Regions from separate parts of the Homo sapiens genome. Here all the other regions are linked to region 5. Evidence: chromatin contacts called from ENCODE Hi-C or POLR2A ChIA-PET data. All regions are on one chromosome and are shown on one strand. Each heading gives the region's core, a stretch centred on a gene start or an enhancer-like site at or near the end of the contact. The rest is flanking DNA. Distances are from core to core; before and after follow the strand shown. Region 1 overlaps MCM9 (minichromosome maintenance 9 homologous recombination repair factor). Region 2 holds the start of CEP85L (centrosomal protein 85L). Region 3 holds the start of NCOA7 (nuclear receptor coactivator 7). Region 4 overlaps MAN1A1 (mannosidase alpha class 1A member 1). Region 5 holds the start of SERINC1 (serine incorporator 1). Region 6 holds the start of RNF146 (ring finger protein 146).

The links. Hi-C counts contacts between places; a loop is a spot of excess contacts on that map. ChIA-PET counts read pairs that join two places held with the same protein, here RNA polymerase II (POLR2A). Pooled maps may share reads with other maps.
Region 1: a loop to region 5 is called in a pooled map, with 3 times the contacts of the local background. The contact joins the enhancer-like site here to the promoter of SERINC1 in region 5. A Hi-C loop is called at or near these places in 2 of 50 pooled maps.
Region 2: a map of CD4-positive, alpha-beta memory T cell shows a loop between it and region 5 (32-fold over the local background). The contact joins the promoter of CEP85L here to the promoter of SERINC1 in region 5. A Hi-C loop is called at or near these places in 1 of 168 maps with a recorded cell type or tissue (CD4-positive, alpha-beta memory T cell) and 7 of 50 pooled maps. POLR2A ChIA-PET finds 5 or more read pairs at or near these places in 1 of 52 experiments (activated CD4-positive, alpha-beta T cell).
Region 3: a loop to region 5 is called in a map of naive thymus-derived CD4-positive, alpha-beta T cell, with 11 times the contacts of the local background. The contact joins the promoter of NCOA7 here to the promoter of SERINC1 in region 5. A Hi-C loop is called at or near these places in 2 of 168 maps with a recorded cell type or tissue (both naive thymus-derived CD4-positive, alpha-beta T cell) and 7 of 50 pooled maps. POLR2A ChIA-PET finds 5 or more read pairs at or near these places in 1 of 52 experiments (CD4-positive, alpha-beta T cell).
Region 4: a map of CD8-positive, alpha-beta T cell shows a loop between it and region 5 (9-fold over the local background). The contact joins the enhancer-like site here to the promoter of SERINC1 in region 5. A Hi-C loop is called at or near these places in 1 of 168 maps with a recorded cell type or tissue (CD8-positive, alpha-beta T cell) and 1 of 50 pooled maps. POLR2A ChIA-PET finds 5 or more read pairs at or near these places in 1 of 52 experiments (T-cell).
Region 6: a loop to region 5 is called in a map of CD4-positive, alpha-beta memory T cell, with 13 times the contacts of the local background. The contact joins the promoter of RNF146 here to the promoter of SERINC1 in region 5. A Hi-C loop is called at or near these places in 1 of 168 maps with a recorded cell type or tissue (CD4-positive, alpha-beta memory T cell), 1 of 37 single-sample maps with no recorded cell type and 9 of 50 pooled maps.

The regions. Positions count from the first base shown.
Region 1 is chr6:118,809,308-118,813,898 of GRCh38, reverse strand. MCM9 (minichromosome maintenance 9 homologous recombination repair factor) reads left to right here. Exons shown (of 14, transcript NM_017696.3): 14 at 1-444. Among named protein-coding and RNA genes, the nearest start is that of ASF1A, 83 kb to the left of the region's middle. Within about 2 kb of position 3,303, at least 7 of the 41 ENCODE cell types and tissues checked have a DNase peak (open chromatin) inside an H3K27ac peak, as active enhancers do.
Region 2 is chr6:118,650,248-118,654,544 of GRCh38, reverse strand. CEP85L (centrosomal protein 85L) reads left to right here and starts at 2,954. Exons shown (of 13, transcript NM_001042475.3): 1 at 2,954-3,348. The coding sequence starts at 3,276. RefSeq lists silencers at 2,601-3,060, 3,261-3,570.
Region 3 is chr6:125,789,710-125,794,136 of GRCh38, reverse strand. It overlaps NCOA7 (nuclear receptor coactivator 7), which reads right to left and starts at 3,177. Exons shown (of 16, transcript NM_181782.5): 1 at 3,070-3,177. RefSeq lists enhancers at 2,595-2,694, 2,890-3,390, 3,391-3,891 and silencers at 2,915-3,754, 4,345-4,427.
Region 4 is chr6:119,312,221-119,316,543 of GRCh38, reverse strand. The region is part of intron 2 of MAN1A1 (mannosidase alpha class 1A member 1); the gene reads left to right. Among named protein-coding and RNA genes, the nearest start is that of MAN1A1, 35 kb to the left of the region's middle. RefSeq lists a silencer at 3,266-3,560. Within about 2 kb of position 1,968, at least 7 of the 41 ENCODE cell types and tissues checked have a DNase peak (open chromatin) inside an H3K27ac peak, as active enhancers do; they include CD8-positive, alpha-beta T cell, where a contact is called at or near this core.
Region 5 is chr6:122,470,184-122,474,166 of GRCh38, reverse strand. It overlaps SERINC1 (serine incorporator 1), which reads left to right and starts at 2,360. Exons shown (of 10, transcript NM_020755.4): 1 at 2,360-2,468. The coding sequence starts at 2,430. It also overlaps a transcript of PKIB not described here. RefSeq lists enhancers at 2,201-2,260, 2,311-2,710.
Region 6 is chr6:127,264,570-127,268,782 of GRCh38, reverse strand. It overlaps RNF146 (ring finger protein 146), which reads right to left and starts at 1,919. Exons shown (of 3, transcript NM_001242850.2): 1 at 1,858-1,919. RefSeq lists an enhancer at 1,231-1,290 and silencers at 1,491-1,760, 1,861-1,960.

The DNA.
Region 1 (4,591 bases), core at 2,054-4,553, 3.7 Mb after region 5:
AATGAAGAAGAGAGACTATGTGGTAGTCTCAATCAAACATCATGTCTCATCTACCCAGCTGGTTAATATGGAAATGTGATTCCTACTAAGTTGTGATTCACTTGTCTTTAAAACCAAGGAAATTATATACTGTTTTTGGTCAGAATAGATAACCTCAAGCTTTGTCTTTCTATGTGCTTTTAAAATCACTTATTCCTTTGGATTCTAATAAGGGTTATTAGGATTCAGTAATTATGGACTTTCTCTTCTGAAGTGTGAATTTGTAAACTGATTGTTTAATTGTCAGAGGGACTTTTGGACATAGAATACTCAAAACTATATGTATTTTGTTTAATTTTCACTTCATTCAATTCACGCATTGAAAACAAATTTAGAAAATCCAATTTTTCTTAAGCATTTAAACGTTCTAAAATTCACTAATAAAATTTTCTGAAAAAATTTAAACTGTGAGTACAAATTTAGTGTGGCTGAGTCTTGAAATGATTGGCCATAATGAGTACCATTCTCTGAAGTTTGAAACACCTTAAACAGCTGATAAAAGACATATATAAACAATGATTATAAAATTTATTATTTCTGTACCTGTTTAATAATTTACCAGTATACTATGATTCTTAATATATTCCTAATCTTTCAGTTTTATTGCTTTCCTGGGTTTCAGTGTTCTTACCAGAACTAAAGGAAAAGGAATGGAAGTGGGTTTTTGACCAGCTGAATCTTGATCTGGGCGTGGTCTGATTATTTAGATGAGGATGACTCAAACCTAAGCCACAGTGTGGAGCTGACTTTTTTTAATGGTAAATTTTTAAGTCCATGTCTTATGAATTTTTGTCTTTGAAACTTGGTATCTTTTGCAGTAATTATGTATTAGGTTTTGCATGGCTGACAGTACCTAACCTATTGGCATGTCATTAGGGTATTTTGATCTGTTATGTTATTTAAAATATTTGTATTCTTTATTGGGACTTTTGGTTTTAGAGGTTTCATTTTTAGTAATGAGAGATTTAATTTTCATAGTTACCTTGTCTCTTTAGGACACTGAGTAATTCATATTTTAAATTACATGTTGAATTGTCTTTCTTCCTTGGTCATTGTGTATGACTGCCAATGCCACCTTCTACCTGGTTATAATTTGTGCCCACCATGCATCCTATTATTTTGTGCTAATCAATCCACTTTCCATTTTAGTACCTTCTGTCAAGATTTGGCCAAATTACCACTTCCATATGTTTATTCTTTGGTACTTACCCAGATAGAAATAACTACATACCTAAATATTTTAAACAGACATAATTATTAGAAGAAATAAAATACCCAATACATATTGAATATCCCTTATCTGAAATGGTTAGGCCTGGAAATGTTTTGGATTTTGGATTTTTTTGGATTTTGGAATATTTGCACTATACCTATACTTACTGGTTGAGCATCCCAAATCTGAAAATCCAAAATCCAGAATGCCCCAGTGAGCATTTCCTTTGAGCATCATGTCAGTACTCACAAAGTTTTGGATTTGGGATTTTTCGATTAGGGATATTCAACCTGTATAAACATCCTTCTTACTAAAATGTTAAACTTCTATCACAGACTGTTATGTGTTATAACTGCCTCATTGTGCTTATATTTAATGCTCAGTCTCACAGCTTGGTCAGAGTCCCTTTATGTTGACCTGAATGTCCTTTCATCATTCTGATGCTTCTATAAAAGCATCCATGCTATCCGAAAACAACAGGATGTTCCATACCCATTTTGATTTCTTCATGCTCCATGTCATGGAGTCAGCTATCCCCAAGGTACTCTGTTTCCTTTGAAGGTCAGTAGTGTTAGAGACCAAACTCTAGGCCTCAGGGTCACCTGTTCAGGAGAGTCACTAATGGGCAAAAGTTCTTCCACTGCTGTTGGGTCAAGTTTAGTAGGTTCAGAGCTGGAAAGTGTTTTGATGTCCTGAGGTCATGTTTTATCCTGCTGTGTCCTACTTTTGTTATAGACGTGATTTCATGATGACTAAAACTTTCTCTTGTATGGTCTTTAATGTGTGTATCAAGGAAGCACATGGATTGTCTTGGGGGAATATGAACAGTCTCACAGGTCACATTTCTGTTCAATAAAGAGAGGTGTAAAAAATAACCTTTGGCCGGGTGCGGTGGCTCACACCTGTAATCCCTGCAGTTTGGGAAGCTGAGGTGGGTGGATCACTTGAGGTAAGGAGTTCAAGACCAGTCTGGCCAACATGGTGAAACCCCGTCTCTACTAAAAATACAAAAATTAGCTGGGTGTGGTGGTAGGCGCCTGTAATCCCAGCTACTCGGGAGGCTGAGGCAGGAGAATCACTTGAACCTGGGAGGCGGAGGTTGCAGTGAGCCAAGATCATGCCACTGCACTCCAGCCTGGGTGACAGAGTAAGACCCTGTCTCACAAACAAACAAACAAAAAACCTTTAATTCTGAATCAAGTTGCCAAAATATTTTGATTTCAGTCCCAGTGTACTTCTTGAAAACATTTTAATAATGTAAAATTATCTAAACACAATAAAAACTATACTTAATTTTATCTGTGAGAGGGCTAAACCAGAATTTAAATTCTATTGTAACTATATGAGATAATGGAATTTTCTGATACTGTAAAAGATTAATCTTCAGTGCATATGTAGTATTCTAAAATGTATAATAGGAATTTTATTGTAATTTTTGGTGTCTTATAGAAATATGAGCAAAACAAACATATTATTCTGATATCTTTAACTCTGTGGCTTAATGCAAATTTTAAACTTTTTTGAAGGTATACCAAAACATTAAACATTTATTCTTGGTTGACAAATTTTAATTCTAACAAACTTACACATTCTGTAGGCATACTTGATTTCTGTTCCTTCTCCATGTGCTAAACCTTCTGCTTAACGGGTGGAATGCTAGAGAAAATCCTAGGTTAACTCAGAGAGCTTGCCTTTAGCCAGTTCACAATATTTAGGAGTTCAGAAACTATCCAACCTTGAATTCTAGGTCACTAGAGACTTCCTGGGACCTGGTGAACCTTTCAGATGCAACTTACCAAACAACCAGTTTCCAAACCTATTAACATCACAATGTAGGAAGCTAAGCCAGTGCTTCTTCCTCAGTGTTCAAAACCATCCTCTGAGCTTGCTTTCCTTATTAACATTCAAGAAAGATAAAAGCGCCCTGGCTCACATTAGTACCCACTCCAATTGGGGTGTTCCTGTCAGTGTTCTGTCTTGCATGTGACATAGCCCCCCAGGTATACGGGGAGCCATTACCCACACACATCCTCTTCACTGTCACTCAGAGGACATGCACAGGAAGTGGTGGCAACCGCCCCTTATGACACACTCAGTAGTTCTTGTATCTGTTCCACTGCCACATCTCTTCCTTAAAGGCTTGAAAATGCATCTAAGGGTAATATTTGTAATAAAAGTGAACTTGACAGATATTAAACTAAATTTTAAAAAATTGTGTCTGTGAATAGTCCGGTGCAAGATACAGTTTAAGGGAGGAAATGGGATATACATACTGGGCCAGGACTTACCGAGAAATGAGTAATTTCTATATCTTGTGAATGCAAATTATTTTTAGGCCACTCTTCTTTATGTTTAGTTGGAATTGCAATTCCTTGGTAGAGGTGAACCGACAGAAAGCAAGCATTTGTATCAGGTGTGTTTTTATGTGGGAACAAACTTGGTTTAACTTACAGTTTTCATGATAAGCAAAACCAATGCTGGAATATTGCTTACTATTTTGAGATCTAACTTTTTCAGTGCTCAATAATACATAGAGTGCGAGGTGGGCAGATTACTTGAGGTCAGGAGTTCAACACCAGCCTGGCCAATATAGTGAAACCCCGCCTCTACTAAAAATACAATAATTAGTGGGGTGAGGTGGTACGCTTCTGTAGACCCAGCTACTTGGGAGGCTGAGGCAGGAAAATCGCTTGAACCCGGTAGGTGGAGGTTGCACTGAGCTGAGATTGTGTCACCGCTCTCCAGCCTGGATGACAGAGTGAGACTCCGTCTCAAATTTAAAAAAAAAAACAACATAGACTGGGTAATAGAACAAAACTAAGAACAAGGCAAATTGGGTTCTAGAACTAGCCAACAGTGTGGCTTCGCCGTCTTCAGCGGTCTTGTCCATAAAGGCTGAGGATCAGGCCTATCTATTACATATTGCTGAGTTACAGAAAAGGAAACCCTCAGAAGCTAGCTGAAATAAAGGCAAGTTTGCTGTAGGGATACAGCAGGGAGTCTCATTAAGGACAGGCAACAAAGTCTCACCAGGCCACATGGGCCCAGAACTGGAAAGTCAGGACTGAAACTGTTCCCTCAGCCTCTCCTGGATCCTCAAGGTCCCGTGTTGTTGCCTCTCTCAATGAGTGTGCTCCAGTTTCCTGTTCCTCCCAGCAGCCCCACGTTCTGTGCTCACTCAAGGCTTATCTGCTCCAGCTACCCTCTGGCTTTTGAACTACTTTGGGGCCTGGCTCCAGCTGTGACTTTCTCTGACCTTGCCAGATGATGCCCTACCTACATCTTTCTGATTCAAGCTTTTTAGTTCAGATTCTTGGTGGGTTCATCTTGGCTTGAAAG
Region 2 (4,297 bases), core at 1,705-4,204, 3.8 Mb after region 5:
GTATAGCATGGTCCTTGATACACACTTGATATACAAGAATTGTCTAGTCCTTGGAATCTTTTAGAATTCATTCATAAATCTCTTTCTATGTAGTAGCAATAGTTCTTTAGGAACTATTTCAATTGTTATTGGTTGGTTTACTTTTCCTACATATTGTTGGGTTCTTTTGCTATTTATATATTTTATATTTTTGTAAATATAAAGCTCTCTTGAGCTTTCCTCATATTATGCATGGGGTTTCCTTCTCATTTTATTTATTTTTTAGAGGCAGGGTTTTGCTCTGTTGCCCAGGCTTGAGTGCGGTGGCACAATCATTACAGCTCACTACAGCCTCCAACTCCTGGGCTTAAGTGATTCTCCTGCCTTGGTCTCTCAAAGCACTGGATTACAGGCATGAGTGACTGCACCTGGCTCTTCTAATTTAAAAATATCACTTTTATTCATTGTCATATCCCTCTTCAGTTCTGTAGATGATGTTTGCACAATCTGATAAATTTGAATCAGAAAAACACATGTAAGATAGCTCAACTTAATCAGTTCAAAGATTTATATACAAATTTAAGAATTATAAATGCAACACTTATTTTTCAGTTTTAAATAATGTCTTTTTTTGAAATGAGACATTTTAAACAAATAGTTTAATATAGTTTGGTATTAAATGTGGCATTTTTAGTACTATTTTCTTCTTTTGTGATCTAGTTTATATTCTTAAAAAGTCCCCTCCCAAAACATTAAATATCCTAATTTCATCTGAGCAATGATACTTATACACACACACACACACACACACACACATACACAGAGTCACTATTTTCATTACTTATATCTGCACAGAACAACTGCCAAGATTGAGGTTTATTGAGGTTCAACGATAACTGTCTTTGCTTTTAAAATTCTCCTTGTAGTCCTAACACACTGTCACAACAAAACAAAAATATGGCAGTTTACCACATGGGGTTTAGTAATGGTTAGATAGTCCTTAGGTTCTCCAACTTGTGTTATGATAAATTTTAATCATTCTGAAAACCATGGCTGTATCATACCATGTACATATCATCCATGTATCATGGATTTGGGGGGAAGCATTAGTTCAGTATATACTCAGAATTCATATGATTAAAAGAAATGGATACTTTAGCAACATAATATTCTCACTTAGTATTTCAATTAGTTCTAATTGCATTAGCCCTCTATCCTCCCAAGTTTAATTACTAGGGACACAAAAATTTCATATTTGGTGCCAAGTGCCAAAAGAGCAACATGTTTTTACTGTTTGCTTTTACTCTGTAATAGATATTGAAATATTTTAGATACTTTCACCTTCGCATGTACTTTTTTTGTGTGTAGTAGCATGCCCTTTATATTGATAAAAAGATGTAGAAAACCCGAGTAAACGATTTTCTTTAAACACTGTTTAGAATTAGGAAATTGGCAGTTTTGAAATAATAAGTGTATTTTAAACTCGCAAAGGCCAAGATATTTCTGTAATATTTTATACACTTCTTAGAACTGCATCACAAATGAATTTCAAAAATTCTGTTCCTGAGACTGTGGTAACTACAAAGCATGAAAAAAAAATCTATACATAGTGCTATAGCTTCTGCTAATTTTCTTTTTGGGACTTAAAAAAATCTATCCTCTTCAAGTGTTAGATAAAACGAGCTAGTGCACATTAAAATAATAAAAAGGAACCAATCACATTCGTCTTTCATGTTTCTGTATCTTTTTATCATCAGAAACAGCTGACCCTTGGCTAACATTACATGATTTGGAGAAATAATTGGAAGTCTACCACAGGGAGACTAAATGTAAAACTCCAATCAGATAAATTACAACACGGATGTGGTAAGTGATAGAACACACACCTAAATCTAATTTAACTTCCAAGAATTTTAAGTAGTATTTCCCAATTAAAATGTCTTTAAGGGAAAAATGCAAATATGAGGCCTTTGTTAGCAAGATTCCAGAACAGGAAAAGCGGAACTCAAAGCCTCTCTAGTTAAGCGACCTGCGTTCCGACTTACCTCTGAGTGATGGGCCTACTGCAGAGCCCGCCTCCCACCACAGTGCTGGCCCAGAATTTTTTATACGAACTAGTTCGTAACTAAACGTTGGAAGCATCACCATATTGCCAGTGAGAAGTAAGATTTAAAAATAAAACGATGCTGTCCCTTTTCGCCCTTCCTTAGGACGTCTCCTCCTGCACTAAGGGTTCAGGTGAAGGGTGGAAACTGGCCAAGAAGAGGAAGAACGTGAAGGAGTAGGGGGCAAGGAGGAAAGGGCTCCCTTTACAGACTTTGGTGCCATTTTTACTTTCTGCTTGCTAATCTGAAACGTTGTGCGATTACAATGACGGCCCCTCTCCCCCTCGGGTACTAATTACCCCCGGGCCTTTTCCGGTGCACATCCCGGTGCTATATTCTGGTGCCTGTGTTGCCCCCACGCCCCCATTAAATTAGTAAAGGAAAACCACCCCTTTTCTGCCCCTAAAGTAATCTATAAACGAAGGAATACAGATGAGGATTTAAATCCCAATCCTAATTCCAAGGGAGGCTGGAAGCCCCCTCAGCCGCGCCCTGGCTTGGCTTTTTCATCTCGAGCGGTTGTGACGCCAGGGGCAGGTCTTCCACGTGTCTTCACAGAGGTGCCCGGAGGGAGGGCGTGAGGGATTACCCAAGGGAGGGGCGAGTATCGCAAAATAGGCCAAGTCGCTGCCCTCTACTCAACTCGCAGGGCGGGAGGATGGAGACAGAGGGATGCGGCGGGAGGGCGGGACAGCCCAGTCGCCGCCAAGGAGGCGAAGCGGGGTCGGGGTAGCTCACCCGCCCCCCGCAGTCCCCGCCCCCCGCAGTCCCCGCCCCGCGCGGCGCCGCGCACGCCTGAAGTCATTGCCCGAGGCCCCGCCCCCTCGCGGCCCCAGCCCCGGCTCTGGCTCTGCCGGCGGAGGGGGCGGAGAGAACCCGCAGCTGCAACTTCGCCTGGAGCCTTTGAGCCTGGGCTCAGCCGGGGATCTAGCAGCCGTCACCGCCGAGTCGCCGCTTCCCCGGCGCGGGCCTCAGCCCAGCCGGCTTGGCCATGGCAGGCGCCGGCAGTGCGGCGAATCTGGCCCCTGCGCTCCCCGCCCGTAGCTGAGCAGCCGTTAACCAGCCATCCCGCCTTTCCTCCTGCCCGTGTCGCCGAGGCCCACGCTCCGCGCAAGTTTCCGCCGCCGAAGAAGCAGGAGGACGGACGTGAGGAGTCGGGCGTCCCTGGCCCACCCGGCCCTCTCGCCCGCGATGTGGGGGCGCTTCCTGGCTCCGGAGGCCAGCGGCCGGGATAGCCCCGGCGGAGCCCGCAGCTTCCCTGCCGGTAAGGAACGGGACAGCGCCCCGGCTGGGGTGGGGGTCACGGCCGACCGCGGCGCCTCGGGACCTCGCCGCCGCTCCCCTCCCGCCTCAGGCCTGTCTTACCCCGGCCGCCTCCCCGACGCCGCCGCGTGCCCAGTGTCCTCCCCGCTGTCAGCACCCGGGCTGACATATGGCTTGCCGCGTCCCAGGCGCATCAGCCCCGCATCCCGTCGTCCCCGCCGCTCCTCCTTGGGCTGCAGCCCCAGCGCCCCCAACTTCCAGCTCGCTTGGGCCCCCGCGGGTTGGGCTTTATTGTCTGCCCGGTTTTTTCCTTTTACTCGTGGGGTGTGTGACCTGCGTGATAACGGGGCTTGCCCGTTTGCTCGCGGGGACCCGGGCGGGAAGGTCGCTGCGACAGTGCTGCGGCGGCGGCCCGGGCGCGTCTCGGAGGGGCCGCAGTTCCGCGCCCTCCCGACTTCTGGTAGGCGCAGGCTGGGGTTGGCTGTGCCCACGCCCGCAGCCGCTACTTTTAGGGCGCGTTTTCGGGAGGGAGGATGCTGCCAGAGATGCGGCCGCTCTCAGCCACCCCCAAGGGAACTTCAGCCCCTCGGAGGAACCTGGTCGCCGCCCCGCAGCCCCTGCGGCGTAAGAGGAGGGCGCGTCCTGCAGTAGCCAATGGACCATTGAGCAACCGGGTTACGAATCCGTTTGGCTTTCCGTGGCCCCTTCAAGGAAAATTAGGGGTTTGCTGCATTCCGTATCTGAAGGGGTCTGTTTGTATCGGACAGCCATTTCATGCTTGCGTCGCTCAGAAGTTGTGTAGGAGCCACAAAATTAGGATAAATCCTCCCCTAACTTGGGATAAAAAATAAGTCTTGGGTTGCCTGTGATATGTTCTCTAAAGATGATGGTCTTTCCAGGCACTTTTAATCTTGAGTTTTGAGGCCTTTTGAGAAACTGAGTTATATGGA
Region 3 (4,427 bases), core at 1,928-4,427, 3.3 Mb before region 5:
CTGACTGTATTAATAAAATCCCTCAGTGTGGGCATATGGGGGGGTGTTAAGGATGCAAAACAAGGTACCAAAGTACAGCTTCTGAAGATCTGGCTAGACTTCTGGTCTAACAGCTAGTATTGGAAGGGAATAGGTTGACGTCATGGCCTTTGTTCAGCCAACCCCCCGTAAACATCATTTCTCTCAATTAAGCTTCTGATCAAATTTAGCAACAGAAAATTCATATTCTCTGGCATGTACAGAAACAAATGCATTTTGTATCACTGTTGAGGGGAGACCAGTAGACAACAATCACTCTTTATGTATTCACTATATCTGAAATTCAAGGTCATACAAATTTACTTCTGTATATTTTTTTCTGCAATCAACAATTCTGATTTTAGCACAAGTGAATTGAGTGGATCCTGTTGAATTTAAACAAACAAAAAATTATGGGCTGGGATTTTAAAAACAATAGTAAATGGCATTTAGCAAGAAAGGAATAGAGGTTTCTAAAATACAGCCTTTAGGAAGATAAAGAGAGGAAATCCAGGTCTTGGATTGCATTCTGGTGGTGCTTGTGGGGGCGGAGTGCTGGGGGATCAGGAGGTAGGACCCAAAAGTGAGTCAACCAATCCCAGAGGCACTGCGCATTTGGTTGTAGGACACACAGAAGAGAAAAATACCTCTTCAAATCTGAGATTAGAGCTTTTATTTGACTGTGATTCCAAAGCCAAAGTAATAGCAGTTAAACTGAGCAGTTAAAGGCTCAACTCCTACTTGTAAAATGAACAAATAAGTGCTTATAAGTAACAAGGTAAAGAGAGCTTACTGTAACCAAAGGGGAGGGCTTTTTTGAAAAGCTTAAAGTGTGCAAGGAAGAGCCAGGTAAATTAATTGCTCAATACCCTGGGTTACAAATTTAAGAAGTGTAAAATGTAATTATCTTTATTACAGGAGGGAATTTTGGCTTTGTTTTAATAAATCATAACAAATTAATTTTTTTCATAAGTTCCCTCCCACTGTTGGTTCCTGCAGTCTTATTAACTTTTATAGGAAAGTTTTATTTCCTTATCCATCTAGGAAGAAAATAAGTAGGTTGGAGAAGCAATAGTAATAAAGTATGGCCTACCATATTGTGTAAAAATAAGTCATTTGAGTAATATGAAGTGAAGATGGTAAAGATGCATTAAAATGTCAGAAAGAAAACCTGGGAGCATGCCCAGATAATATTGTTAAGCAGAGACTGAAAGAAGTTCACACTGACTCATGAAATTCATGTGATGGAAAAAAGATGAAATCAAAACAGAAAATGTCATAGTGTAAAAATAAAGCAAATAAAGTTTGATGCAGTTAACCTTGTTTTTCTTTTTTTTTTTCAAAATGATATAACATTTTAAAGCAGGAAGACACTGTATCTTGCAAACCCTCATTTCACAATCCCCTGGCTGTCAAATTTGGAAACTGATGTGTTTCTATACCGAGGAGAAAACAGTTTAAATTGTGTATCTATATCACACATTTTGAATCATTTAAGAATCACAGACACTTCTACATGTTTTATTTCTACTTTTGCCTGTGATAAAAGACATGATAATTAGATCAAACCTGAAAAACTCAACTCTAAAATAAGTGAATACATCACTTATTAACCAAATCATTGTTTCCTCTGGCGTAACTTACAATTTTCTTTAAAACACGACTTTTACTTTTTAAATTGTGTTTGAGAGCACAGTTGAAGTTGGCATGATTACCAGTGAGACTGGAAATTTTGCAAGCTTAGACATGAAATGAACTTAAGAGTTGGGGAGAATTACCTCATAACCTTGATGACATATTACAGAAAGATAGCATATGGTCCTAAAGATGTCAGAATTGAAATATAAATGTTAAAATAACTGAGTTTGCCTATTTATACAAAGAGGCAATTTTTGAAATTCAATTAAATTTCACCGGCTACAGAACAATTCTGTGATTCTAAATTGTGGTTTTTAGATGAAAGCTTGAAACACAGTTCATTCATTCAACAAATAACTAATGGGTACTTATTCTGCATAAGATGCAGAAGATTACAGGATTTAAAAAAAAACAGATTCAAGATTCTGTCCTATTTGAGCTTATACTGAGTCACTTCTCCAAATCTCTATACCTAAGTGACTATAAAATTGGAGCTTACAGTGATGCATTTTTCAAAACTTTAAGCCTTATTGCTGAATATAAAATAAAAAATGATAGTCTGGGAAGAGGGAATCTTGCCAAAAGCTCTGATGTATAAACTTTACACCTAGAGGAGAAAAAAAGCATTAATACATAACCAGTTTCTGAGAAATACAGAGCATAACATCGAGTTGGAAGTTAGGCTGGGCACAAGGCTGCCTCTGCTGGCTGACCCGGTACATCTTTCCAGCAGAATCTCAACTCCCGACACCTGTATCAAAGTTGCCACTCTTAAAACACATCCCTTCACGTAAGCAGAGGCTCCTAAATACTCAGCACAACAATATCCCAGCCTCATCGATCTCCAGAATAATCTGACTTCTAGAAGGACCTTCTCTAAATTGGCCCTAACGTGTTGACGGTAAGGGTTTGCCCCATCGATTTTATATACCAACTAGCTAGCTCTGAAATACACAAAAATCCACAGCGACTTCTACATGCCACTAATAACCCTTTGCCTGTCTACATGTTTTGGCTAGAAAGATGGGAAGAACGCATCTGCTAATCCAGCCGGAAAAACACAGTGACATATTTCCACCTGAGCTGCTGAAAATCCAACGGTCTTCTCCCCAAATAAGCCCCATGCCAACCTGTCCTCCCCACTCTCGTACTGGCGCGCACCCCCACGAGCCCCCCAAGGGGTGGGCGGGGAAGGGTCAATCTCTCCTTCGCCCCCGCTCGGCCTCCCGAGCTCAAGCAGAGGTTTTCAGGTTCACAGGGGGCTACGCCCAGCGCCATTAGCACACCTCCGAGCGCTCCACCGAGCCCCCGGCGGGAGGCAAGTTTGGCCGGTCCTGGACCCTGCTCGCGGCCTCTCGGCGGCAGCATCAGCGGCGGGCGGCGGCGAGGGCTGGGCCCCGCCTCACCACCTACCTACAGGGCGGGGGCGCCGGCTCCTGGGGTCCGGGAGAAGGGGATCGGTCGCATGCATTTCTGGGAGCGGTGGCCTCTGCTGCTGGGCGCCGGGGAGCGCATCCTCTCGGCGGGTGGAAGGAGGGGTCAGGGGAGGACCGTACGCCGAGGAGGAGCAAGAGGAGGAGGCGGGAGCTCCGAGGCGCGCGCCCGCGGGGCCCCGCGTCCGGATCGGGTGTGCGCAGCCGCCGCAGTCGGGGTGTCTTAGGCCTCTTCCCACGCGCGACGCCTCGCCAGCCCCGCAGCTGCGCCCCCCGTCAGGGCATGGGCCGCTACGGGGTCCCGGGCCCGGCTGAAGGCGGGCAGTCACGGGTGGCGCGACGCTGTGCAGACGCCCGCCTCTAGCTCCTCCCGGCCAGTGGCGCGCGCTGCGCCTCACAGCGGTTGCGGGGGCCTGGGAGCTCGCGCCGGGCTCTGCCGCTCGGACTGCAGTTGCGGCATCCTCCCCGCCCCCCGCGACCTCCGAGCTGGGAGGCTGGGCACCCCGGCTACCCGCGGCTGCTGCAGCCTCCGCTGCCGCGATCCCGGCGGCTCCGCCCCGGAGAGCTGCGCGTGCGGCCTCCGCAGGCCTCGGCCCTTTGTGGCGCCTCCCGAGTGCGGGCGCCTTGCTGCCCCAGCGAACCGCCGCCTGGCAGCGGCACCTAGGAGGGTCCTCTTACCTCACCCCGGGCCGCTTCCCCCTTACAGTTGGCCCGCCTGGCCCCTACTCTTCGTGGGAAGTAAGGCTTTGACAGCAGAGCAGGAGTTAGAGCTTTTCCCCAGCTTTAAAGCCCTTTGACTTTCCTTCCAGCTCAGGACCGATGGCCACAATAAATTCATCCTGTGTCCCTTCTGGCGTTGCGTTTAACAGAGGGGCCCACCATCTCCTTCCCCCTCCCGTTCCCGGTACACCATCCTGGATGCTGCCAAATTGCAGTCATTACAGCAATAAGAACATAGCAGTTGGGCCCTCCAGCCGACTCTTGGCAGAGACTCGAGAGAACCTTGGAGGGGGAAGGTTTGCATCAGCTGCGGGGCCTGTGCCTGTGAGCTCCCCATCCCCAGTTGGGTGCTGTTCCCTCTGCGGTCCCATGACCAGCACTGCAACATGACTAGGAGGATCTGGCCGTGGAGTTCATTCACTCTTATACGCAGAAAAATATCCCAAGGAAGGGCCTGCAACTACTCTGTTAACAGTGTGTTACAGGCCTTCCACACAGATAAACTAGATAGCAGCCTCCTCTGGGTTGTTGACGCAGCTTAAGCTGTAATAACCTCTCTGGAAGGCGGAGCAAAGCGTTAACAGTGGTGGCTTTGGCATTTCAGCAGCAGGTGGTCAT
Region 4 (4,323 bases), core at 719-3,218, 3.2 Mb after region 5:
TCTATGGCACACTTTTTTAGCTCTCCTTAGGATATTAAGGGAGCATCTGTGATATCCCAGCAAGGAATACCTTTTTTTGGCTGGGCATGGTGGCTCACTCCTGTAATCCCAGCATTTTGGGAGGCCAAGGTGGGCAGATCACCTGAGCTCAGGAGTTCGAGACCAGCCTGGCTAACATGGCGAAACCCCGTCTCTACTAAAAATACAAAAATTAGCCAGGCACCTGTAATTCCAGCTGCTCAGGAGGCTGAGGCAGGACAATCGCTTGAACGCGGGAGGTGGAGATTGCAGTGAGCCAAGATCGCGCCACTGCATTCCAGCCTGGGCAACAAGAGCAAAACTCCATCTCAAAAAAAAAAAAAAAAAAACCCACAAAAATGAATATCTTTTTCTCTTGATCACTAAAGATCTGTAGTTGCTGATGCTTCCCATGTTGGGAAAGCCCTGTAAGATCTTGGCCTGGGGACCAAGTGAGGGAGATCACCTGTCACCACAGGCCTGCAAGGGGTCACTTGCTGGCCTCACATTGACCACAGAGGTCTTAGCACAGCTAATCTAATGAATTCAAAGTTTCCGTGTTAATTAAAAATCTGCCGAATAAACAGACCAAAAACCCTGAGGTTAAACCTTTAAACACAAAGTGACAACTTCTGAACTCAGTGACAGCTTCTGCCTGGAGACCATAGTCATCAACCACAAGACAGATATTTTTGATAAGGAAATAACTACAAATGGTAGACCCTAAGCTGATGCCAAACTGTTCTATGTAAGGAAAGTGTTCTCAGCAATAGTGCTTCCTTCCAAAAAGGAATGGACTAGATATTCACCTATGAATAAGCCCTTTTCTGACCTCTAACTTTTGAGTTGCTAAATTATAATCCCTTAGAATGTTTTAGAGAAATGGACTTATATTTTGGTCAAGTATTTCTTTATTCTTTTTCTTTTCCCCTGTACCCTCTGCCATTTGGTAACAGCACAAGAGTTTTTATAAAATAATGTCAAAATTTGGCCATAAAAAAAGAGAACCATTAAATGCATATGATCCAATTTTTTTAGCTAGAACTGGAAACACTGGGTTTTCCTTAGGAGAACGAGATACTTCTTAGAAACAGAACAATCTGTCCATTACAAGTAGTGATTACTAGAATTCTCATTTTTTAAAACTGGCTTTATCAGTCATTCTGACTCTTTTTCTAAAGAAATTGCTATTGCTAACCACGCTTTCATTTCACTGGGGAATTAATGCTCAGTGGCACATTAGAATTCATGCAATAGCATTAAATAATTACTGTTTCTTTATATATCTCCTGCCAACTTAGAAGTACATTAAAATTGGCTGTAGGAGAATTCAGGACACCTCAATCTGAAGAAAATCCCCATCCATATATATATATTCTCCACTCAGTAGATAAGAGGCAACCTCGAGTACCTGGCAACAAACGAATTGCACACATAGCAACAAGAAGTCGAGTAATACAGAAAGAGGAAAGAGAAGCTGGTCCACATTAGCTCCCGTGGTGGTAGTAAACTTCAGAAAATATCAGAGCTGTAGACAGCAGCTTGGCATGAGGAGAGGAATTCATGGTTTTCCATAAATCTAGTGACAGGCCAGGTCGAATAGGACAACACCATCTTGTCTGCCCCAGTAGCATACAGGGCAGGAGGAGAAAAGTTAGGTACAGAGCTGGAGCTGAGAGCCGAAGTGGAGGAGGAGGAAGGCTGTGAGAATTGAAGGATGTAGGGCAGGCAAGGAAAGGTGGTGCTGTGAGGGTCTTCAGTTGAGCCAGCTCCCAGTCCTGATTCGGCATGTGTCATTTTGGTGCCAGGCCTGGCCACAGCTTCTCAGACCCCAGATAGAGCTGCCTTCTGTGCATGGAGGAGCAGGAGGGCTCAGAGGCCTCAGATGACTGTCTGAGGTTTGCAAGCAGCAAAAAAGTGAGGGCTCTGTTCAGTGTATAGTGGAGAAAATCAGCGTGAGAGAGTTTCCAGCCTTGCTCTTCTCTACACTACCTTGGGCCTCAGCTTCATATGTAAAACAGGGATAATAATACCCCAGAGAGGGTGTTGTAAGGATTGGATGTGTTAAATTATATCAAATTCCCCTCACAGTGCAGTGTGGTAGCTGTTTGACAAAGTTAATTCACTTCCTCCTTTACAGCCTCGGCCTCCATAACCCATGATGACGACAGCTCCTACAGTTTGATTTGTAGAACAAAATAATACTTCTAAAATGTGAAACTACTGCTCATCCAGTGAAAGAATTGTTGAGAAGCTTACACATAATGCTTTATGCACCTCAGATCTCAAAGACTTTTGCTAATTTGTGGCAAAGAGATAGCACATATGTTGCTACCAGAGCAGTCCGGGAAGCTGGCCCTGAAGGGCAGCCTATGCTAGAAGTGGAATAGAAGCTCCTCACAGAGCTATGGGAACCAGGGCTGGTGGGAAGCCACATGCCCACAGACCTAAAAACAGAGTGGTTAGTTCTAGACGCGTGCCTGTAAAGTAGAGGTTGCAGTGCAAACTGCTGGGCTGTGGGCTAACTGTGGCTCACGGATTTTTTTTTTTAACCCTTAGCCAGCGTAGTTTTGATTTTTTTTTTTTTTTTAAATAGCTTTAGTGAGGGGCTTGACTCTCGTTTTGTCACGTTTCCCATTCACTTCTAGTTGCCCTAGACCTGGTGGTTCTGTTCCTGTCTGGCCCTTCAAATGTTCTGACCCCTTTTTCGAGCCTACCACAGAACAGGGCACAAACCAGAGAGCAGACAGTGGACTCAGAACCAGGAACTGAATGTGTCCTATCCCATTGTCCTAGGGTTGCCAGATGAAATATAGCACTTTCAGTTAAATTTGAATTTCAGATAAACAACTTTTTTTTTTTTTAGTATAAGTAGGTTCTGTGTAATATTTCCATTTCCTAAATCTGGCAGTACTGCTTTATTCCCATTTATAATTCTCATCCTCGCAACCGTAGCTACTAAGTAGTGATTGTCATTGTAACATTGGGGTAAAGAATCTTGAAAATAGAACACCTTGACAGCCTTTGGGAAAGAGAGAAGGGGATACATTTATTTCAGCATTTGAAAGAGCAAAGCATGTGAATGAGTATTTGAATTTCATATGGGGTAAAATTGGAAACTATCATGGCTAGAGGGCTTTTTTTCACATACTGGGTGATGACAGCTAGAAGGTGACTGGAGGTGGCCCTCGCTCACTGAGGAATGATGTGAGGACAAGGATCATTCCTAAGACTGTCTTGGGTGGCATCTTGATACCTGTTGCATGAGAGGGTGCTAAATACTTTCAGATGTAATTGTGGTAGACTCCAGGCAGGCAGTCTTTGTGAAGGCGGAGTCACATCAGGCTCTGCACTGTCACCTCTTGGTGACATTAGCCTCTTTTCTTTCCTTTCCCGTAATTGCTCTGCCCACTCTGAGTTCAGCTAAAGGTCAAAGCATCAAAGGAAGGAGAACTTCCTTCCTAAGTTCTCCCTTATCTGTTTAACCTCCTGAAGCCTAGGAGGACTCTGAGGAGGTGGCGTGAGTGGATAAAGGTCAGCCAGGCTCATTGAGTGTCTTCTAGTCAGGTGCCCTGTCACACCTGATCTCCTCACTGTGCTGTAAGGGAGATAATACTTACTTTTTTAGTAAGCTGTATTTTCTGAGCAGTTTTAGGCTTGTAGCAAAATTGAACAGAAAGTATAGAGAGTTCCCATATACACCCTGTCCCCACACAGGCACAACCTCGCAGTCTCAGCACCTCAACCCACAGTGGTGCATTTGTTAAAATGGGTTATTCTTTTTGAAAGATGAGAGAACTAAGGGGTAGAAGGGCAGACCCTGAGGCAGCTGGCCTCAGGCTTATCCACTGTGACCTGCTCTGCCATGTGGCTGTGATAGACCGGCCTTAGTATCAGGTCTCTTGCTGCCCAGTTGTCCTTCTGGCCCTCCAGATCTTCATTCCCATAAGGAAATGTAGGTGGTGGGGATAGCATTAGATAAGCGGTGGAAGGGGTGGTTAGATTGCCGTCTTTTCTTGATCCATGGAGAAATTCTCTTCCAATGGATAAGTGAAGGTTTGGAGAAATTGTGAATTAATTTCCCCCAAGTTGCTTTTTATCTGTGTCTCTCCGTTCTGTTTTCCAGTTCCACCAAAGATTGAAAGAAATAAGGTTAATTCAATGACCCTAAAAATATTTTATCTGAAAGCTCTAGAAGTTACTTTTATATGACAGCCAAGTAATTTTAAGCAAAGTTTGATGGAAATTGCTGTCAGGCTTTTAAAATCACTGTTTTTCAAAGCATCAACCCTAAGTGTAGTTTTA
Region 5 (3,983 bases), core at 1,111-3,610:
ATAGCATGGCTTTTTTGTTTGTTTGTTTGTTTTGAGACAGAGTTTTGCTCTTATCACCTAGGCCGGAGTGCAGTGGCACGATCCCAGCTCACTGCAACCTCTGCCTCCTGGGTTCAAGCAATTCTCCAGCCTCAGCCTCCTGAGTAGCTGGGATTACAGAGGTGTGCCACCATGCCCTGCTAATTTTTGTATTTTTAGTAGAGACAGGTTTTCGCCATGTTGGCCAGGCTGGTCTGGAACTCCTGACCTCAGGTGATCTGCCCGCCTCAGCCACCTAAAGTGCTAAGATAATGGGTGTGAGCCACCATGCTCAGCTAGATAGAATGTTTTTTACTAACGTACTTACTTAGACTAATTTGAATTTTGGCATTGTAAGTTATACGTGTGCTACAGGAAGTCACCTGGAGAAATGGGTGCTCCTACTAATAGCTGGTATATATTGAGAAAACTATGCTTTGAGCTGTGTTTGGGTTGAAATTTGAAAAAGTCATCATTTCAATTTTCTTTCATAGTTGGCAAAGAGAAAAATGAGACTGGTGTCGAAGACTCTTCTAACGAATAAAATAGTCTATATATACTGTCGTGTCCAATTAATGTTGTATATATAATAACTTAAGTGAGCAAATTCCACTCCACATAGCCTACAGGTTAAATAAAAGTAAATTTTTTTTAATGTATTTCAAGGCCAAGTGTTACATTCCAGAAAGATTAATATGACTTTTGTATTTAACTCTGAATATCTCAGGTGAAAAAACTCTATTGAATAGTGCAAGAACTTATGAATATCTCAGAAACCCTCTTAAATGGAGCAAGAGACAAGAATCTGTGCAAATTTAAATTTTAAGAGACCCATTCTCCATTTGGCTAATAAACATATTCTTTACGACCTTAAAGTTACTCACATATAAGTGTTTTTTGTCTCCTTCTCTGGTACTTTGAAAAGTTTAAGGACTTGAGATACTAGGATTCTCTTCTCCCATAAATAACGTATTAAGTTTAGCATAATTAAAAATATTGTTAGGTTTGTAATTTCCATTTCCACTATTCTTTTTTTTTGAGACGGAGTCTCGCTCTGCAGCCCAGGCTGGAGTGCAGTGGCCCAATCTCGGCTCACTGCAACCTCTGCCTCCCGGGTTCAAGCAGTTCTCCTGCCTCGCCTCCCGAGTAGCTGGGATTACATGCGCGTGCCACCATGCCCGGCTAATTTTTTGTATTTTTAGTAGAGATGGGGTTTCACCATGCTGGCCAGGCTGGTCTTGAACTCCTGGCCTTGTGACCCGCCTGCCTCAGCCTCCCAAAGTTCTGGGATTACAAGCATTTCCACAATTCTTTAAACCTTATGGATGCTCTATTATAATACTTTGCTTTAAGAGTGGTCTACAAAACCACAGATAAGGCAAAGAAGAATAAAGCAAGATTGTCCCTTAGTGGTTACAATAACTAGGAGTAGGGATTCTGACATTCTTCCAGATTCTTAGGTGTTTACCCCACCTCGACCCATGCAATTTTTGTAGATTTTACAACACTTTCTTATTATTAGTTATGGGAATGACTATTTCAAGTTTGAGCTGTTTCCCAGAATATTTTCAAGAACAAATAACTCTAAAAAAATAACTGGAACTTTTATAGGAATGCATTCCCTGCAGATGTGCATCATCACCTAATATGCAAGGGTTCCACATGCCTCAACAGCTCATGACATTCGAAATCAATGTTTGAGTTTGATAATGTCTTATCTAACTAATTAAAAATAATTTTAACGTGCAAATTTCTTGTAACATCTTAATAGCATAAGAAATTAAAATATAAGTCAATAGCAAACAGAAATGATACAGAGAAACTGAAGCACACAGATGAATATAAATATCCCAATAAAACTTGTTCCGGGCAGCGGGCTGCAGGAATACGTTGCAAACGCAAGAGCAAAACAGGATGCAAACGTGGGAAAAATGGGAAATAAGTGGAGTTAGGACGGACAAAGACTGAGAAAGAGGAAGCAATCCCCTAAAAAGCAGAGAGGTTCCTCAGATGAAGGAGGGCAAAACGTCAACCACCACCTCAGCTCTGTTCTCTACTAATGCCCAAATGCAAGTGCATGGTAGGTAAAGGTGGGTTTTGCTCACACCGTTTTCTTAATTTGGCAAACTACGGTCAGATCCACATTAGCCGTTAAGTTTCCAGCCAGCAGTCCTTGAGAAATTCTCCAGGAAAGAAGACAGCCGTGTCGTCTAGTGACGCGCATGCGCAGTCTCAGCGCTGCGCGCTCCGTGTTTTATCCTACCCAGGCCTGGAAGGAAGTGACGCGAGGCTGAGGGGCGGGTTGCGCTGTGCGTCCGGAAGTGTCTCGCAGATAGTAAATAATCTCGGAAAGGCGAGAAAGAAGCTGTCTCCATCTTGTCTGTATCCGCTGCTCTTGTGACGTTGTGGAGATGGGGAGCGTCCTGGGGCTGTGCTCCATGGCGAGCTGGGTAAGGTGCTTTTTGCGGCCTCTGGGGTGCTAGTGTGAGAGACCAAAGAGAAGGCGATCCGAGCCGGGGCTGGGTGAGCCCGGCGGGAATGTGGTGCCCCACCCAACAGGGAGTGCCCTCTCTGTCCCCGTTTTCTTCCCGTCTCCTCTCGTCACTCAGACTCAGCTTCAGAGCTTTGGGTCTTGCGAAGAACTGATCACTGGCCGTAAGGTTTAGTGGCGATGGGAAGATGACTCAAATTGAGGAAGAGAACTAGAATAGGGCCCCTCCCCCACCCCTGCTTCGTGAACGCTGTCTCCCATTCTTTGAGGTCCCTTTTCGTGGTTTTGTTTGTATCTGCGCAGGCCATCTCTACAAAGGTCTTTGCCCCTTTCCTTCGGTGGGGTACCCACTCTGTTGTCATCTCTTTCCTGGCGACCTCAGACTGCCGCACTGTCGTTCCTGGATTCATGTCGCCCTCTTTGTTCAGTGGCGCAGATTATGATTAAAAAGTGCCTGTCGTCATTTGGAACCGCCTGGCAGTAATGCTAATGTAGTAATATTGTTTTTGAAACAAATAGTCATAGCTCTGCCGTAACTGTTTGAAGTGTCAATTTCAGATTTCAACTTAAAATTGAAATTTCAGATGACACACGCATGCCTTGTGCCTAATGACAATTTTGTCTTTAGGCACAAAACATGCGTGTGTCATCTGAAATTTCATGCTTAATTAGCTGTACATTGCATTTTCATTAAAGAGTTGTTAGAGTAAAACTATTTTCAGTATAGTGGCAAGACTTTGGTCCGTGTGGCACAAATTTCAGTTTATTTAAGATAATCTCTGCCCCCTCCAAAATAGTAGGCAAAACATTGGCAGTGCAGTTAATAAAGATATTTGTAATTTTAGGCGAGGTATTTGGACTCAAATCACTTTTCTTTAGTCTGGAATTTGTTAATTCTGTTTCTAACAATTGCTTTTCTGACTTCCCAAATGATTCCGTTATATATACTCTTAAAGGTTTTGATATGTCTTGAACTAAAAATGTTGAATTTTAATCAAATAATAATGTGGGGATTGTTACTCCAGCCAGTCTGTTCTTTTGATTATATGGTATTTCTTCTTGCACGGAAGCCTGGAATATTTTATCTCAAGATATTAGAGAGTTTAATTATTGACTTTTATACAAAAGAGGCATATTTAGTGTGATAAACAGTTTTGAAAACTGATAATTGATTATCATATAAGATTGTTTTCATCGGTTTTTTATTGGAAGATGTTATGCAATTCAATTTGTAATGTCGTATCTTGTCCAGTTATGAAGTGGGCGTGCTGTAGTTTTTTGTATATAATAGAGATTTAAAAGATGAGATACATGTTTTCCCTTTTACAAAATAGATCGCCACCTTTATTGATTAGAAGAATGTCCGTGATAAAATTGACCCTGCCTTTTAGTTTCTGTGTTAATAGCGAAGTACATTAAAAAGGTAGAAGCAGTGAGGCAGTTTTTTAGAGATGGGGGTCTAAGTGTATTGGCC
Region 6 (4,213 bases), core at 670-3,169, 4.8 Mb before region 5:
CTTTTAAAAGAAGTTATTTCTTTTTTCTTCTCTTGTCTAAAAGACCAGCTATTTGGAGAGAGTTTTCCTGATAATTATAATTCTACCAAGTTCTGAACAACCAGCGAAGAAAAAAAATATTTAAATGTATTTCCAGTCTGCCCACATGATACACTGGCTCATTTGAGACATAAATTCTAAATGAAAGATTGGGCTGAACAACATCCTCCACTTTAAGATATACAAGGCACCAAAACAAACACATCCAAAATCTATTTTTAGAGTGGTGTTCACTCTTCCGGTTTTCTCTTTAAAACGAGATTTAGTTGACCTATTTTCATGTGTTTTTAGGGCACCCAGACACTCTATACAAACAATATTTGCTAATCATAAAACAGCAAAGCCAAAATCACAAATCCTGTTATCTGTGTGGGACATTTTCTCCACGTGTCCTTACGTGCCATGTCTTTGAAAAGTCTAAATATAGATTCACTGACTAAAATGTCCTAAGTCTTCCAAATTCTATAATTATATACTGGATTGAATGCCAATATTATACGTTCACATCCCATTTGAAAAGTACACACACGAGGTGGGGGGGATGTGCCCACTACCTGAAATGCCAATCATACAAAGAACAAAGCGTACCCTATCATCTTTGGGCTTTCTTCTCTCCTCAGTTCTACACTGTTTCGATATTACAAAAATATTAAACAAAATGTTCAAAACTTGAGAAATAAGTGCTCACTAAAATGGCACTTAGAGAAAATAAATTAAAACATATACCAATATGATTAACGAGAAAAGATTCTAGTTGCCAGGATGTGTGTGTAAACTTACAGTCCTGTAGGTTTTACCTGTGGAGAGGACGGTTCCGTCTCCACTCTTAAAACAATTTTACATTCTTTAGAAGCCTTAGCAAAATAAATAGCGACAACAATGGAAGACCCACACTCCTTCAGACGGGATGGAGGGTAGGAAGAGAACTCCCCACCCAACAATCAGAACAAAGCAACAGCCTCAGCTTTTAAGATGCAGAGGGTTTGGAGGCTCAAGGGATATTCTGAGATCTCTTAATTGTTCCGATGCTTCAACAGCCGTCAAAAACAACTAAGAATATGCAGCGCTGGGCTTCACTAGGACAAGGTGCAGGGATTGCTCTCTTCGTTTTAGGCAAGACCGAGACACTGAGCAGGAGAAAAAAAAGGAGGAAGAGCGAGAGAAGAGAAAGCAGCAGCCAGAGACACTCCGGGAAAAGGCAAAAATGCAGACTGTACGCCCTGGCTTCGATCTGACCCAAGGCCCAAACTGTCTGACCCCACACGGGAAAACATGGAGCAGGCTACCGCCGAAAAACCATCGCCGCCCCTACACCTCGAGGCCAGAAGGTCCCCGGGTAAAGGCCTAAAACCACGGCCCAGAGGGGAGGAGAGGGACCCGCCTGCCACCCGAGGCAGCGAAGCGGGCTCAGGCGGAAGAGGCTGCGCAGTAATGGCCGCTGCTCCGCCCCTCGCACCCGGACCGAGACCAGCTCCGGCCGTCACCCAGGGCAGGGGCTGCGGCGCCCTCGGGCAGCGCAGGGGCTGTCACGGTCGTCTTGCCTGCCCCAGCAGCCAAGGCGGGGGTGGCGGAAAGGGCTGAACTGTCCCATCCCGCCTCTGCGCGGACAGCCGGGGCCGCGCCAGCCCAAGGGCGTCCATCTACGTACCGGCCCCTGACCCCGCCGCCGCCCCTCTCAGGCCCCGAGCGCAAGGCCGACCCGGAGTACGTTGCGGCTGGAGGTGACACCGCGAGCTATGCCTCCTCTCCCCGAGTGAGGATCCTAGAGTGGCCGGCGTTCACCCTGCTCCCCCGAGAGGGCCTCGCTCCGACTCCCACCTCTCCGGCCACAGCTGCGGCCACCTCGCAGTCTTTTCTCTCTGGCCTCGGAGCCCGCAGCTGCCGGGAACGCGCGCGGCCGTCACGTGACCACCCGGCGCGTCGCGGAGGAGGGGCCGCGACGCGCCGCGCACCCGCACCCGCACCGGCGAGCTAACTCCGGCGCCTCATCGTTCTGCCCCTGTCTCGCGCCGCTGTCTGCCGGTACTCTCTTGCCTGTGGGGAGCGGCGACTTCGCTGCTTGCATTCTTCTGGCTTCTTTAGAGTGTGCTTGCTTTGTATTAGGGCCCAGAGGCTCTGAAAGAGTGCAGTTCCAACAGAAAGAGATTTGGGGTGGAGGAAGTAAAACGTGTGTAGGACCAGCAGGTGGTGCTGCTCAAAAATCCAGCTTTGCTATCCTGAGGAAGCTCTGGGGCGCCTAGCTGAGTTTCGGCTTAAAGATCCCTTAGCAAAAGTACTGCTTGTTCCCTTTCAAGAAAAAAAATGGGGAGGGGGGGGACGGAGGGGAGAGAGTACTGTAGGACTTTCCAATTTGTTCTCCTTTTTAATGGTTGAGCAATTTAATCGGGGAAAAAATGAGTATTAGTTTTCTTTTGAAACCCCACCCTTTTTTTAAAAAAAACAGAATAGTGCCTGAGAAACTGAAGAAATTAATCTGCATGATAATCTAAAATTAAAGAGGTTATTTTGATCGCAAGCCTGTGGTTTTAAACATCAGAACTCTAGCAGTAATTCACCATTTTAGCATGTACATTTCCTTTTTCAGAACTGATTAAATTTTCCTAATTTGTAGGAAAATGAAGAGGGTGGAAGAGCAGACCTTTTATCTTTAGAAGAGTATGTATTTCAACATTCTATGACAGCGTCTTCTCATTTGCATTAGTGTTGCATTTTGGGATTTCATTAACTGTTTGATTCAGGATTGGAAGTTTTCAGTGTCCTTATAGGTATAGAAATGTATATGTTTTCTGTTATTCCTCTGAAATCAGTTTATTTCAGGGTTCTCATTCATATATATCAATATGTAACCCAATCTCTTGAAGGGTGCATCTAGTTCAGTGATGCTTGCGCGTGTATGCAATACTGTTCCATACATGTAGAAATATTGAAGTGTATATCCTTTAACTTTAAGCTTAGTTTTCTATCTTTATCTTCTTATTAGCCACTCAGTTTTGTCCCTCTATCCTACACAGCCCATGAACAGAGAATAGCTAAAATTTGATATGTACTCGAAGATTCCAGCTTGAAGAGGTAATGCTAATATTAACTAACAATGTGCCAGGTGTTGCTCTAAGTGCTTTATTCATATATACCCACTTAATTCTCATAATAAACTATGAGGTAGGCACTATTATTATTCCCATTTTACAGAGAGAGAGACACACACAGCTGAGATTTGAATCCAGGCACAGACTGTAAGATGTCAGCTAGTTCAACCCCTTCTCACTCATACCCAAGGTCTTTGTATTTCAGTAAATGGTTGCATCTTTCCTTGTTCAAACCCACCTTTAACTCCTCTCTTTTATGTCTTATATGCATTTGGCATATAACCTGTTGGCTCTTCCTTCAAAGTATATCCAACTACTTACCACCTCCGCTACAATCTGCATCATCTCTTGTTTGGATTATAGTGTTACGGTAGACCAGGAACTAGTCTTTTGACTCTATCCTTAATACAGAATCCTAAATAAATCTACTTAAAAAGAAGTGAGATCGTACCACTCCTTTGCTCAAAGTCTCCTGTGGCTTCCCAACACAAGTAAAAACCAAAGTCCTAACGATGGCTTTAAAATCCTCCCCTCATTACCTCTTTGACCCCACAGACTGTTTACCCAGCTTTGTATTCCCAGAAAGCTCTCCACAAGCTGCCAACCTCATAGTCTTTGCAGTTGTGGTTTCCTCTGCTTAGAACACTCTTCCCCATCATGCTCCCTCCATATGTGCTCAGATGTCCAACTCTTCAGTCAGTCCCTCTACTTGTCAGCATATTTTAAGTCATGATGTTTCCATTCCCAATATTTCATATTTCCTCCTTTACTTTTTAATACTTATCACAGTGTAATGGATAATTTATTTTACTTACTAATCTTCATCATATTTCTCATCACATTAGGACGCAAGACACAGGAGGCCAGGAATGTGTGTTCTGTTTTGTATCTCAACTGCCAGGAATAGTGCCTGACACACTTAAAGAGGTTCTCTGTAAATATGTGTTACATGAATGAGTAAATGAATGAATGAATGAATGAATACACACATGGCCGGGCAGTAGCTCACGCCTGTAATCCCAGGACTTTAGGAGGCCGAAGTGGGCGGATCACGAGGTCAGTAGATCAAGACCACCGTGGCTAACACA